2 separate regions of the Homo sapiens genome follow, and region 1 is linked to region 2. The links are chromatin loops, found by intact Hi-C in ENCODE. Cell type or tissue: gastrocnemius medialis. All regions are shown on one strand. Each heading gives the region's core, and the rest is flanking DNA. Links, peaks and the distances in the headings are about the cores only.

Evidence for each region. Peaks named below come from ENCODE experiments on the same cell type or tissue, not always from the same donor. Only the 100,000 strongest peaks of a DNase experiment are listed, where the experiment ranks them.
Region 1: a loop joins it to region 2, with 12 times the contacts of the local background. A loop is called at or near these places in 11 of 110 quality-filtered maps.

The regions. Positions count from the first base shown.
Region 1 is chr12:76,817,704-76,824,852 of GRCh38, forward strand. ZDHHC17 (zDHHC palmitoyltransferase 17) reads left to right here. Exons shown (of 17, transcript NM_015336.4): 8 at 4,703-4,828. Among named protein-coding and RNA genes, the nearest start is that of ZDHHC17, 57 kb to the left of the region's middle. In gastrocnemius medialis, for the core only: CTCF peaks have their summits at 3,395 (motif pointing left) and 3,598; no DNase peak of the experiment used is centred there.
Region 2 is chr12:76,617,888-76,625,036 of GRCh38, forward strand. It overlaps the pseudogene YWHAQP7. Among named protein-coding and RNA genes, the nearest start is that of OSBPL8, 62 kb to the left of the region's middle. RefSeq lists a silencer at 6,102-6,396. In gastrocnemius medialis, for the core only: CTCF peaks have their summits at 3,792 (motif pointing right) and 3,999; a DNase peak (open chromatin) is centred at 3,814; H3K27ac peaks cover 658 bases.

The DNA of each region.
Region 1 (7,149 bases), core at 1,323-6,322, 200 kb after region 2:
ACTTCTCATTAGCCATTGCGTAAACTTTTAAATTACTCTTAGTAAAAGGAATAATCTACAGCAAATTTCAACAGAAAGTTAATGATAAGAGTAGAGATATTTAAAATTATTTAAATGATTTTGAACTTTGTATTTTTAATGTTTTATAGGTTCAGGCACAAGAATTATTTGGTGCCAAGAAACAATGAAATAGAATGTAACTTCCTTAACTATTATTGTAGTTCATGCGAATACTTTCCAGAGTCTACAGTGTCTATAATTGAGCTAATTATTGTACCTTAGAGCTTTTAAATTCATTTTTTTCCAGTTATTTTCTTTTTATTAATGTTTTAACTTTATCTGTCACATGTAATAGAGGTTGGCTATTGACAAAAAATTTTTCTCATGTAATTCCCTGGTAGCTTCTGGAGTGATGGTACTTCTAAAGAAAATAAAGTCTAAGGAATTATTGTATTTGCTCAGGGAACATTTATACTTTCAGGGGAAAAATTACCTGTATCTACACTGGTGACAAAGTAGATTTTTGTTTTAAAATGCACTTTATATGTAATTAAAAAGATGAAATGAGTATCAAATGCCTTTTTTAAAAATGGGGATCTGCCTCAGAGGCATTCCCAACATACTTAAGTCTTATCACCTTCTAATAGAAACCATGTATTTATTCGTTCAGCAAATTCTTATTCAATGGTGGGTGGTGGGGAGTCACATTGTTCAAGACAGATAAGGTCTCTATTCTTTCAGAATGTACATTCTGTTGAGGAAACAGCCAGTAAGTGAATAATAATAAAAGGCAAATGTGATAGAATGACTGGGATGGAAGGACCACATCCAGTGAGAGTGATTTGGGAATGCCTCTGAGGAGATGACATTTGCTTTCAGAATTACGTAATGAGAAGGGATCAGTTATACAGAGACATGTGGGAAAAAATTTTCCTTGTAGAGGAACATGCAAGTGCACGGTCCTAAACAGGAGTAAGATTGCAGTATTTGAGGTGCAGAAATAAGGACAGTGTGGCCAGAGTACAGTGAGCAAGATGGTGAAGTCACTTGAGAAACACAGGTGCTGTATCATGCAATGCGATAATAAAGAGCTTTAATTGTATTCTCAGTCATGGGAAACATTTGAAAGGATTTATGTAGGCTGATTATATGATCTGCTTTTTGTTTTAAATATTTTTTAAACATTACTTTGGTTGATGTATGGAGAATGCATTGAAGAGTTAAGAAAATGGAAAAGATGGAGATCAGTTAGGCTGTTGCAATAAATCAGACAAGTGATAATGTTAGCTTAGCCTAGGATCAGAGGAGTAGAGGTAGAGAGAAATGACTGGATTTGGAGAGGATATTTTAAAGTAGAAATAAGAAGGTAGATTAGGTGTGAGGATAAAAGAAACCATCGTTGATGACTTAGGTTTTGTTTTGGGTAACTGAGCGTCTTGTGATATCATATGTTGAGATTGTGAAGACTGAAGAAGGACTTTTTGGGATGAAGGTGATAGGAATTGGTTCTGTTTGGTAATATTTAATTTGAAGTGGTGTCTTAGCCGTGTGAACTATTAAGCTAATTAAGTAAACTTAAATTGCTGCCAATTTTGAAAAGGAAACATTTATTTTAAAAAAATACCTAGAATATTTGTCCAGGAATCTAACCAAATTTATTTATACCTATGCTTTTTCCATTTTTAAGTCTTAAGAAAGAATCTTGTTGATAATAGTGGATTGTAACGATAAGATGCAGCCTGCAAATCTGGCTATGGCTTTAATAGCTATAAAAAGTTATATTTTTCAAAGAATATGAAAAATTACGCTTTGTGTTATAATAATTCTATAAGATCCCCTTTCCCTAAAATACCTATTTTCTATATATGATTAAGTGTCTTAGAAATCTTTCTTTATATTAACTAGAGATTTACCTTCACATATTAGTTACTCAGTTCTTTTCATGTATAAACAAACGTTCCTTTATCAAAACAAGATAGAACTTATTTTAAAGACAATTTATACTAAATGAGGCCGGGCACTGTGGCTCATGCCTGTAATCCCAGCACTTTGGGAGGCTGAGGCAGGCGGATCACCTGAGGTCAGGAGTTCGAGACCAGCCTCAACATGGAGAAACCCTGTCTCTACTAAAAATACAAAATTAGCCGGGCGTGGTGGTACATGTCTGTAATCCCAGCTACTCGGGAGGCTGAGGCAGGAGAATTGCTTGAACCTGAGAGGTGGAGGTTGCAGTGAGCCAAGATCGTGCCATTGCACTCAAGCCTGGGCAACAAGAGTGAAACTATGTCTTAAAAAAAAAAAAAAAAAAAAGACAATTTATACTAAATGATAGGTAACTTTAAAATTGCTGTTTTCATCTCTGGAAGGATCAGGAATAGCTGTATACCCTAGGTTTTTTTATCTGGAGTCCCCCCAGTAGACTTTGGTTGGAGGAGGTGTGGGTCCATGGACCCCTGAAATTGTTGAAAAAAAGTTACTTGTATCAGCATTCTTCTGGGAGGAAGAAAAGTGGCTGTCATCAGAAAAGACTCAAAAGAATTTAAGAACCAAGCCCCTAGATAATAGCTACATGAAATAGCTTTAAATCTCTTCTTGTAAAGCAACAACAGGGGAAACAAATGATTTGGAATACTAAGAATAAAAAACAAAACACAATTATGGCCTACCCAGTAATCCCTTTTGTGGTAGTATCTCATTTGTGATTAAAAAAATAATAATCCTTAGCATATGTTTTTGGTTATACTGATAAATTTAGATGAATTGAGTTTGGAAGGAACAGTTAATCTCTGAGTGCTACACAAGCAGTTATAATCTTTTCTTTCTAAAATTATCAAAGGGCATAGTTTTTAGCTTGTACAGAATATAAAATTACTGAGCTCTGTTCATTAATGTATTGAAAGACCTCTTGAAATGAGGTAAGAAACTGTTTTTAGAAAATAGTTTTGTATTACCTCTTAAATACCTGACCTAAATGGTCACCAAGGAAAAATTTTTTTAAAATTTGACGATGAAATTCAACCTTACGTAGGTGAAATGTTGAGTGATCTTACCCCCAACCATAATGTTTATCTGACCAAAACCTTTGAATGATTTCTTTTATTAACAGTTACATAGTCTATAATTACTCCATGTAGATTCTTGCTGTTGTTGCTATTGTTAATATTATTATTTTGGCTGAGACATGGAGTGATCAAATAGATATAGACTTAACTCAGAACCCTGGTTTTAATATACTTCTTTAAATGAATTGAGTGTTTATTTTACCAGCTGAATAAAAGAACTATACAAAAATAGTTAGATGACTGGAGGAGTAGTTGAAAGATATTTTAAAGCTCCCTCAATCTTTTTGTCTAGGCAATCCTTAGGTGTCACATGGCCCTCTAGTGGAAGGGATGCTCAGCTGGACCGAGGCAACTGCAGGATATTCCCGGGGAGTTGTTACCCAAGGGATTGCTTTTATTCAGGTAATCTTTATAGTTTGGATTAATTAGCTGGTTCTGACAACTTAGGTGATGGAATTTTGGAATAGGTAAGGCAATATTTTAAAGTAAATATCCCTATTTGTGGAAGACTCCTAGATTAGCCCATTTCTTATTAAATACCATTGATCTTTATATTAAAGGATTGGTTGGGCTTTTTGTTGTTTTGTAATAGTTGTTGCTGTTGGTGGCAGTGGTGTGTTTTATTTTGTTGTTTATTTTTATTTTATAATATTAAATAAACTATACTTAATAAGTAATCATCCCTCATAAATAAGGCACCCCAAGGCTCTTTATTGCTTTATTCTTTTTGACCTTGTTTTTGGAAATAAAATTTCAGTGGTTTTACTTTTTAAAAGTAATTTTGAATATTCATCTTTACATTCTTGAAACTTTGGTAAGCATTTAAAGTTTTGCTTTTCTATTTGAAGAAGTAGATAAATAGTGGAACACATTAAATAAATGGAAATGTAGGTGTCTGACTAATTTGCAAAAGGAGAAATAAGATTTTAAATTTTAAATTAGTTAAGGCAAAAAGAAGCATAGACCTAAAATTGGGAATGCTTATTTGTTTCTTACTTTGATACATTTTATTCCTATCATGTAAATTCCCTGGCATTCTTTTTCTTAGGATTAAAGGGAGATACAAATTCATAACTTGAATTTGCTATTTTTTAAAATCATTTCTCGTTTACTTTGGAAACTTCTGGGTGGGTGAATGAATATAAATCAAGAATGCCAGTACAATAGTGGTAGAAGTAGAGACTGACTTTTCCTTTTCTTTCCTATTCTCTTCTGAAGACTCCTATCATTGTTGAAATAAAACTGAGAGATTTCTGGCAACTTGATATTATAGCAAGGTGTTTTGTAGCAATAACTATTACTAATGAAATTTTTAAAGAATATGAAATAACTGATAAACTTAGTGATAGCCTCTGATCCAGCAGGTACTAAAATACCTACTTTTTGATTTGCTCTCTAATATGTCAAAATACAGGCAAAAATAAAATCTACGGAATATGATGAGAAAATACATTTTGTGATTATTCTTTGGGAAAGCGTAATAAGAAACATGTAATGATGCAGGTGTTTTTAGTAATTTACACAATGTCAAAACAACGTTAATAGGGCAGTAAATTAATTTTTATAGAAGTTCTTTAAAGGTAACTAAGATAGCCTGCTTTTAAACTTTTAATAGGAATTTCTTCTGTTTATATTATCAGGGCGAATCAGCGCTTGATTTGGCAAAACAGAGAAAAAATGTGTGGATGATCAACCACTTACAAGAGGCAAGGCAAGCAAAAGGATATGACAATCCGTCCTTCCTTAGAAAGCTGAAAGCTGATAAGGTAAACTCATAACTGAAGATTTTTTTTTTTTTTTTTTTTTGAGACGGAGTTTCGCTCTTGTTGCCCAGGCTGGAGTGCAGTGGCGAGATTTTGGCTCACTGCAATCCCTGCCTCTCGGTTTAAAGTGATTCTTGTGCCTCAGCCTCCTGAGTAGCTGGGATTACAGGTGCCCATCACCATGCCCAGCTAATATTTGTATTTTTTTTTAGTACAGATGGGGTTTCACCGTGTTGGCCATGGTGACTTCAGATGACTTCACCTGACTTCAGGTGATACTCCCACCTCGGCCTCCCAAAGTGCTGGGAATACAGGCATGAGCCACCGCGCCCAGCTGAAGATTTTCGATATATAATTTTTTAAGTAGGATTCTTAGGAACACTTACTTAGCACGAGTATTTACAGCCTTTAATTTTGGCATTTCTCAATGTAATTTTTAAAATATTATTATACTCAGAATAAATGAAGGTAAATAACAAAGTTTCCAAGGGCTCTTACCTACGTGGTTGGTGACCTTTTGGGGCTAATAATTAAGAAGGATGGGTATATATGAAATTATTTAAATCTCCATCGGCTACTCGTGTACATTTTGGTTCATTGATTCAACTGGCCTTTGTTAAGTAATAGATAAAAATAAAGGTTTTTCTAGTGAATGCTTGTTTGTTAGTATGATAATAAATTGTGAAATAGCTTAGTTCTAATACATATCTTTTTAAACTACTCACAACTCCAGCTCTAACTTGAGCTTTGCATTCTTTTGTGATATGTTGTATACCTTTTTTCAGAGAGCTTATATTCTTGACCTTTCTATGGAAAACTCATTTTAGATCATCCATATACCTTCAGTTTTAAATTGTATGACTGTTGGCTCAGTTGCCTGATTATATGATACTAAAACTTAGAATATTTTCCCCCAGAGAGGGGGTCTAGGTTCTGCACAATCTTATTTCCCACAAAAAAGAAGTTAATTGCCGTAGAGTTTCTTTATGTACCTAAATAATTGTCAAGATGTCTGCTAACTTGTCAGTAATCACAACTTGAGTAGCATTAAGTTTTGAGTACCATCTTTTGTATATCGTGTTTAGGCTGTTCTAGTGGCAATGTTGATTATTTAAAGTTAATATTGATCTATCTGTTACCAAGGCAAAAAGACAAATTTAGGATAAAGAGAAGCAGTCTTGAAAGCAGTGCCTCCTTTATTTATAGGAGTTTGGACTTCTTTAATCAGTTGAAAAGTCCCCTGGTCCGTTACTTAGAAGAATTAGATTCATAGTTTATAAACTTGGCTGTTTTCAGCCCTATAAGCTGAGACTAATGAACAATTTTTGCATGCCATGTTAACTCTTCTGTTTAATTATTAGATATGATATAGAAAATGATTTATTTTGTGTTGCTCAGTTTTCTAGGATTTAGAGCAGTTTTGCTCAACAGAGTGAAAAATGGCTGTCTTATGATAATTAGGCTAGTAAAAAAAAATCTTGTGTTACTTTGGAAAATCCCACAATATTGGCACTTTCGTTTTGTTGAATGTGAATATTTTGAAGTTTTATTTTATATATGTATATTCACACACACACATATAGTCATAAATGACTTACAAATTTTAGATGTTGCATTAATATGTAAAGTTACTTATGGCATTATTAAACTATACATCAGGTTTATGTGTTTGGATATGATTTTTTAAAAAGAACTTCATTAAAAGTTTAGTGCAATTTTAACATTTGTATACGATTGTGGTCAGTTCAGAAATGGAGTTTCTTTCCTGTTTTTTTTCATTAGTAGCTTTAAATATATTAAAATTTTTATAAAGGTTCCTTTTAAAGCCTATGATGATTGGGAGAGTGATATTTAAAGGTTGAAAGTAACCATCATATATTTAAAAATTATGATGATTAGGGGACCTGTGAGATTAAGCATCTGTAATTATGTAGACTGTTCTTTCTTTTTCCATGTCACATTGGAAAAGTTTCAGTCATTAACATGTTTTGATTTGCTAGCCTGTGAAGTGTGTTTTATATTTAAAACTAAAAAAGAAAGTAGTGACACCTAAGACTCAATAGTGTTTTATTTTAAAAAGTCATTCCCTTAAGAAAAATAAAAATATCATTCCAAAAGGGGGAAAATATTTTTGAATACTGCTGGTAGACAGATAAAGATGGAATCTTTAGCCAGGCGTGGTGGTGCGCCTATAGTCCCAGCTAGTAGGGAGGCAGAGGCAGGAGGATTGGTTGAGCCCGGAAGGTTGAGGCTGCAGTGAGCCAAGATCATGCCACTGCACTCCAGCCTGGGTGACCGAGTGAGACCTTATCTCCAAAAAAAAA
Region 2 (7,149 bases), core at 1,500-6,499:
CCAAATGAATGCATAATGCAACTGAAAAATTAAATATTTTAAAATAGAAAGGCAGTTTAAAAAAACTGGTATAATATTGGCTATTAAGCAGAATAGGAAAATAGTGTTTGTCAATGAAACAGTAGCCCCAGGTTCAGTCCTCTGCTCGGCTACTCTCTGGTTGTGTGAATCTGACCAGATCATTTTACCTCTCCATCCCACAGTTTCTTCATCTGTAAATGAAAGCGTAGGAAGACTTTTAAAAAGTCTTTCCTATTCCTATACCCACTAAAACGAACTGAAAGAAGCTAATTATAGAAGGAAACTGTCTACAGTGAAACTAAGAAAGGCTCTAACCTCATGCTACTAACTCATCAACATCATCCACAAAGATGATCATCCACAAAGAACATCACGTGAAGTGACCTAAAAGAGAAGCAGCGTTCTGATGCAGGACTCTCTTGCTCCTGGACACAATGAAAACTAGAGATAAGACTGAAGCACTTCTAATTCTATCCAGTTTAGAGGAACGAAGCCTTCAAAGAAAGGGTGGGCATCAGGAAAGACAGCAAACATTCTACTTTGAAACATTCCCCTGCTTAAATTATCTCCAAGAGGCTATATCTCCAGAAGTCCTACTTAGGTTGGATTTGAGGAGAGATATTTGTTAGAAGGGGGGCCTTAAAGCTGATTTTGCAAAGTACTTTACATCAGACTGAGTGAATGTCAAAGGTCAATATCAAAGAACTGGGGAGAGGGCACTAATAAAATTATGGAGCCAACAGTCCCCAGGTACCCCCTGGCTCCGCCATAGATGGAAATAATGGGACAGGAGGAGGAAGCCTTCAACAAAGGAGAAACTGTTTTCTTCTTTGTAGAAACCACTTGGAGGGCAGTCATTGGGAAAACTCTGAAAGGCCACTGAAGCCCCAAGCTCAAATCAGCTGACAGCTGTGCAGCCCTTTGTGTCTCAGGGTCCCTAGTGTGACAAGACGAGGGGAACTTGAGGCCACAGAAATGCAGCAGTTAACCCATCTCATAGTGGGGAGGAGTGAGACCTACCAGAGGGAATAGAAATGTGTCATGCCCAATTATTGAGGGAGCCCACATCGGCTACAAACACAGGCCTTTCTTTATAATAAGAGCAGGGGAAAATTCCCAGTAGACTGGAGAAAAATGAAGAATCAGGAAAGAGGTCAAGCCAGGTGATCAGCAAATGGCTTCCTGTGAAATAGATTTGGGGCATCAAACAGCAGAGAACTGTAAACAAAATGTTGAACTTGAACTCTAAATGATCTCTAAATCTCATTCCAACTCTAATATCTCGAGGATCGGTGCAAAAGAAATCTTTATCACAAATCTTGATACTTATAGAAACACAGATTTAAGTGGAAAAGAATGAAGGTGGTAAGTGAGGACTTCATGGTGATTCTGAGGGGGGCTTTGAGTACTTGCAAACACTTTGGATTCAAGGGTTTTGCTATCATTGATTTTACCTGCATTGTGAAGGCTCTCCTAGCAGGTTGCAGAGCTGTCCAAAGAGGAGCACAACTCACTCTCTGTGGCCTACAAAAACATTGTTGAAGGCTACAGGTCCACCTGGAGGGTCTCTTGAGCATTGAGCAGAAAAACCAACACCTCTGACAAGAAGTTGCAGCTGATCAAGAACTATTGGGAGTGAGCTTCACATCACTGAGAAAAAACAAAAAACAAACCAAAAAACAACAGAAAACTATCAGGAGAAAGTCAAGTCTGAACTGAGATCCGTATGCATTACTGTCCTGCAATTTTTGGATAACTATTTACTATCCAATGCAACTAATCTAGCGAGTACGATCTTTTATCAAAAATAAAGGGAGATTACTTCCAGTACCTTTGTTGCACGTGGTGATGGTTGAAACAAATGATAGATAATTCCCAAAGAGCTTCCTAAGAGGCATTTGATATAGTAAAGAGATGTAATCCATATACATGTCTTAACATTTCTGTACTTTACTATGAGATCCTTAATAACCCAGAGCTTGCCTGCGAACTGACTAAAACCACTTTTGATAGGCCATAGAAGAACTTGATACACTGAGTGAAGATTCAAAGACAGCACCCTTATCATGCAGTTGCTTATAGAGACAACCTAACATTATGGCCATTAGACAGTGCAAGAGAAAAATGTGATGTGGCAGCCAAGAGACAGAAAAGTAAATGCATACAAGGCGTAATCTTTCTTCCCTTCAAGAAACTTTTGTACACATCTCCATTGCCTTTTCCACTTGGATTTCCTGTAGCAAAGAAACCCATTCATGATGGCCGGGCGCGGTGGCTCATGCCTATAATCCCAGCACTTTGGGAGGCTGAGGCAGGCCGATTACGAGGTCAGGAGTTTGAGACCAGCCTGGCCAACATGGTGAAACCCCGTCTCTTCTAAAACTACAAAAATTAGCTGGGTGCGGTGGCAGGCACCTGTAATCCCAGCTGCTCGGTAGGCTGAGGCAGGAGAATCGCTTGAACCCAGGCAGCAGAGGTTACAGTGAGCTGAGATAGCGCCACTGCACTCCAGCCTGGGCGACAGAGTGAGACTCCATCTCAAAAAAAAAAAAAAAGAAATTCATTCATGCGTATGGGATCAACCCATTTACAGTCTTTTCACAATGCAGCTTTGGGAAAACTCCATTTCTTTCGTTTGTCCTGGCCCTCCTGGTGTACAGTTACTGCTATAGAAAAGTATTACTGGCTTCATTTCATATAAAATATTAGTAACTTCCACTTATATAGTGGACTAAAAATGTACTTGATATTTAAGTAATCTGAACTAATGCTGCAAGCAATTATGTTTTGTACCACCCTAAAGATCTGAAAATACAGTTAATTACAATTCGAGAGTATTCCCTATGTAACTTCTTGATTTCTTTATTCCCTCCCTTACTCTTCTTCAAGGGTTTCCTTTCGGTATGGAACTTTTCTGGCCTGGGGGGGAAATTGAAATGTCTCCTATATAATAGTTTATGGAGGTCACGTATATCCATAACAACAAGGTTTTCATTTGCTACTGTTTAAGTTGACAACTTCCCTTCCCAATAAAAATTCATGTACACCTCTTGTCTTTTACTTCCAGTATTCACCTTAACTGTTTAATAGAAGTATCATGTTGCTGCGAAGATACATGCATTGCTTTAGGTAAATTAAAGTGCATATCATTACTTAATACCCTAGAAAGCAGAAATACATTACACAAGTCCAATTCTAAAACTTTAGTACTTTTCTATGCAGATTTGTGCACATGTGAGAGGGTATCCGTTTCATTTAGTGACTGCTACTCAGAGTTGGACCAGCGTTTTTTGTTGCTAATGCACTGTGGTCCCAAAAAAGCCTTGCAAAAATGTTGTGCCCTGTGTAATAGCAGAGAAGCATAAAATAAACTTATACTTTATAAGCCGTTTACTATTGCTTTGTAACAATTGCCTACTCATATTTTAAGGAATAGGTGAGTTCACTACTTTCTGAAGTTTATCATAGTTCCCTTGTATCTTATGCAAAGTGTAGTAATGATACCCATAGTTCTGCATTGTGATACCCTTTTCTAGAGAAACCCAGAGATGTAAAAAATTGTACTACATTTCTCAGAGTGTTTTAACATAGATCAGCATCACAGGCTATCTATTCTTCAGATATAAATTATACATGTTAAGTGTTATATGGTATAAAGTGGACATTTTAAAGCTAGAAATAAAATGGAGTGTATGACAGAATCCTACTCGAAGAAATGATTATAGGGAAGGTACTAGGTCAGACAGTTCCCCATTCTGGTCAGCAGGTGGCACTAGAGTAGCTTGGATGCCAAATGGAACAAAGGGTAAAAATAGATCTGGATCAAAACAAACTTTGGGTGAAAGTGCAGGAGAGGCAGGTGACTGGTTGTTTACATTTCAATATGTCTTATCTCTCTTTCTAAATTGTTCATTGTTTGAAGTGAGGCACACTTCTAGGTACAACTAAAAGTTGTACTGAACCTTTCTGTGCCTTGGACTCTTACCTGAAAATGGATACAATAATAATGCCTACCTCATAGCATTATTGTGAGAACAATGAATTAATGCATGTCAGTGCAACAGTGCAGATTGCAGAGTAAGTGTTCAATAAATGTCAATTATTATGACTCTGCATAATGACCATGAGGCACACATAGTAGAAATTCAAAAGATATTAGTGGACGCGGAATTGCATGGGATGCTCATAAGCCTGATGTTTATAACTCAGAGACCACCTAGTATTAAAATATCTGTAAGACAGATTGGTATGGGAATAATTGGGAATAATTACTTACATTGATAATGTGACTGTTTTAAATGTAACCTCAAGAGTTCACTGAAATGCTATCTTTCTGAGTATCATTTAGTTCACTGAGTCTTTTCAGAGATGTATTGTGAGGGAAATCTAAAACAGTAATAAATATTGCAAAGCTAGGCAAACCTATTCTGGTGTGTTCCTTCAGCAAGAAGTGTCAGTCTCAAACGTGTTCAGCTCAGCCCAGACACAGGAAACAAAGAAAGACCTTCCGCTTTATGAATTCAGTTCCATCATTACCTAGAAAGCCACTCAAGATATACAAAATGTTTGAAGAAAGAGGCTCGTACTGGTCATGCTGTTCTAAGTTTAATATTCAGTGGACCGGGGGGAACTCTCGAGTACTTGCTCAGCCATCAAGCTGCACTTTCCCTTCCAAACTTCTGACTCTGCAAGTTCAGATCTTAGAGTAGGGCTTCTATCCAGCTTCCAGGTTTTCATGCCACTTTTTCCTGAGAGTATAGCTCTGCACTCACCCCCAGATAGGCCCTTGACAGCCTGCCTATCCATTTCTCACCCTCTTATCCTGTTACCTGAACTATGCTACTGTCCGCCATATACTGAATGAGATCCTGCTTCAAACCCCATGGATCCTTCTGGAAAGATTATTACTGCTTCTCTGACTATAAGTACTACTGCTACAGCTTAGATTCACCTGGTATTCCCCATGCCACTTTATTTATTTTTTTATTTATTTTCATTTTTTTTTTTGAGACAGGGTCTTGCTCTGTTGCCTAGGCTGGAGGCCAGTGGCATGATCATAGCTCACTGTAACTTTTGATTCCTGGGCTCAAGCAGTCCTCCCACCTCAGCCTCCCAAGTAGCTAGGACTACAGGCAGGCACCACCATGTCTGGCTAATTTTTAATCTTTTTGTAGAAATGGGGTCTTGCTATGTTGTCCAGGCTGTCTCAAACTCTTAGCCTCAAGTGATTATCCTGCCTCAGCCTCCCAAAGTGCTGGAATTAAAGATGTGAGCCACCCTGTACACCCAGCCTCCACTCCACTTTAGACCCTCCTGTTGGGACCACTGACCATCCCTAGCAGAGGCAGGCCCAGTTGCTGTCTTTTATAATCCTTCCCTTCCCTTGCCTGTGCCCATACTTACCTTCCTTTTTTTTTGTTTTTGTTTTTGTTTTTGTTTTTGTTTGTTTCCCTACTGGCTCAGAAAACCTCATTCATAGCTGATAGGAAGGTAAGATTGGAAGGGAATAAGAAAAAGGCAAATATTACAAGGATGAGGAGTGATAAGAATACTTTGAGCTCCAGAGATGTAAATACTGTGCATAGGAAATAGAAAATAAACAAAATGATTCTGAAATTTTCACATAAGGGAGGAAATATAATTTCATATACAGGCAATATGAAAATAAAGTTGGATTTAACTCTGACTCCTGCCTCTTCCACCTACAGGTGATATGACCTTGTGCAAGGTTAAGCCCTCTGAGTGTATTTCCTCACTTATACATGAGGTTATAAAATGGTTCATTTTGCAGGGTTACTGTGAAGACTAAATACGATGACACATATGAAAATGCTCCATTTATGCCTGGCAACTGTTCTGCCCGTGTCTTAGGTTAGAGGTTGAAAGGTGAAACTATTGGCTGAATTTGGTTCAAAGATATGTTTTATTTTGCCTTGAGTTAGGGTCCCCAAGACCAGCCCCAAGTTTGATGATTCACTAGGAGGACTTATAGGACTCACATATAGTAATACTCATGATTATGATTGGCAAAAGGATACAAAGCAAAATCAGCAAGGAAAAAGGCACATGGGTCAAAATCCAGGATATACCAGCCACAGACTTTCAAGGGTCATCTCCCATGGAGTTCACACAGGATGTGCTCAATTGCCCCAGTAATGAGTTGTGATAAAACATGTGAAATGATGCCAACCAGGAAATTCATTACAGACTCAGAGCTCAGGGATTTTATTGGGGCCTAGTCATATAGGCAGCCTCTGCTAGGCACATACTCAAATTTCAGAGTCCTAGAAGGAAAGCCAGTAGTCAGCATAAACATGTTGTCTACACAAAAAGTTTAGGCACAGCGAGTCACTCTTACCAGTTCTGGGAATGGTGGGAACCCTCCTGAAATCCAAGTTCCCAGATGCCAGCCAAGGGCCGGCTTTGTAAGCAGGCCTTTCCAAGGATAAGCAGTTAGGGCTGCTACCTCAACTTTTTGTTGCACAGACCTGCACAGGGTTTGTCTGTGCAGGTTTCTTTGTTTTGTTTTATTTGTATTTTACTTAGTTGCCATTTTTTAAATATTAAGATATTTCACTCAGGATTTCCATCTTCATGTGAAAAATCAAGTAGTTAAAAAATAGATTCATATTCCCACATGGCAACAATTGGTAGTCCCTTTTAGATAAGGCTTCATGTTCCCTCAAATTCCTCCTAGTCTCTGCCACTCCCAATAGTCTTTGCCACACTGAGCACCAACTGCCATTTACATCCTGCTTTTGCGAATCTGGCCTTGGCCGCTTGGACCAGGAGTGGCCGCTTGGACCAGGAATGGCCATTTGACCAGATGACAAGAGAAAGAAGCAGGCATGTGGAATACCACTGAGTCGTGATAATGAACAATGATGCAAACAGGTCATGGTTAATGAATTCCTCCTGTTGAGGTCACCAGAAATGCCATGAAATCAGAACTCCTCTTTGCCACCCTCTATTATAGCAGTTACTTGTGGGTATTCTTGGGTTGATATGACAACACTTTCATTGCTATATATAGTAAGTCCTCTTTATTTAAGCTAACTCCAGTCAGTCTTTGCTCCTGCCCACCTAAAGATCACTGATCGGAAAAGTGTTAATATAAATTAATTATTA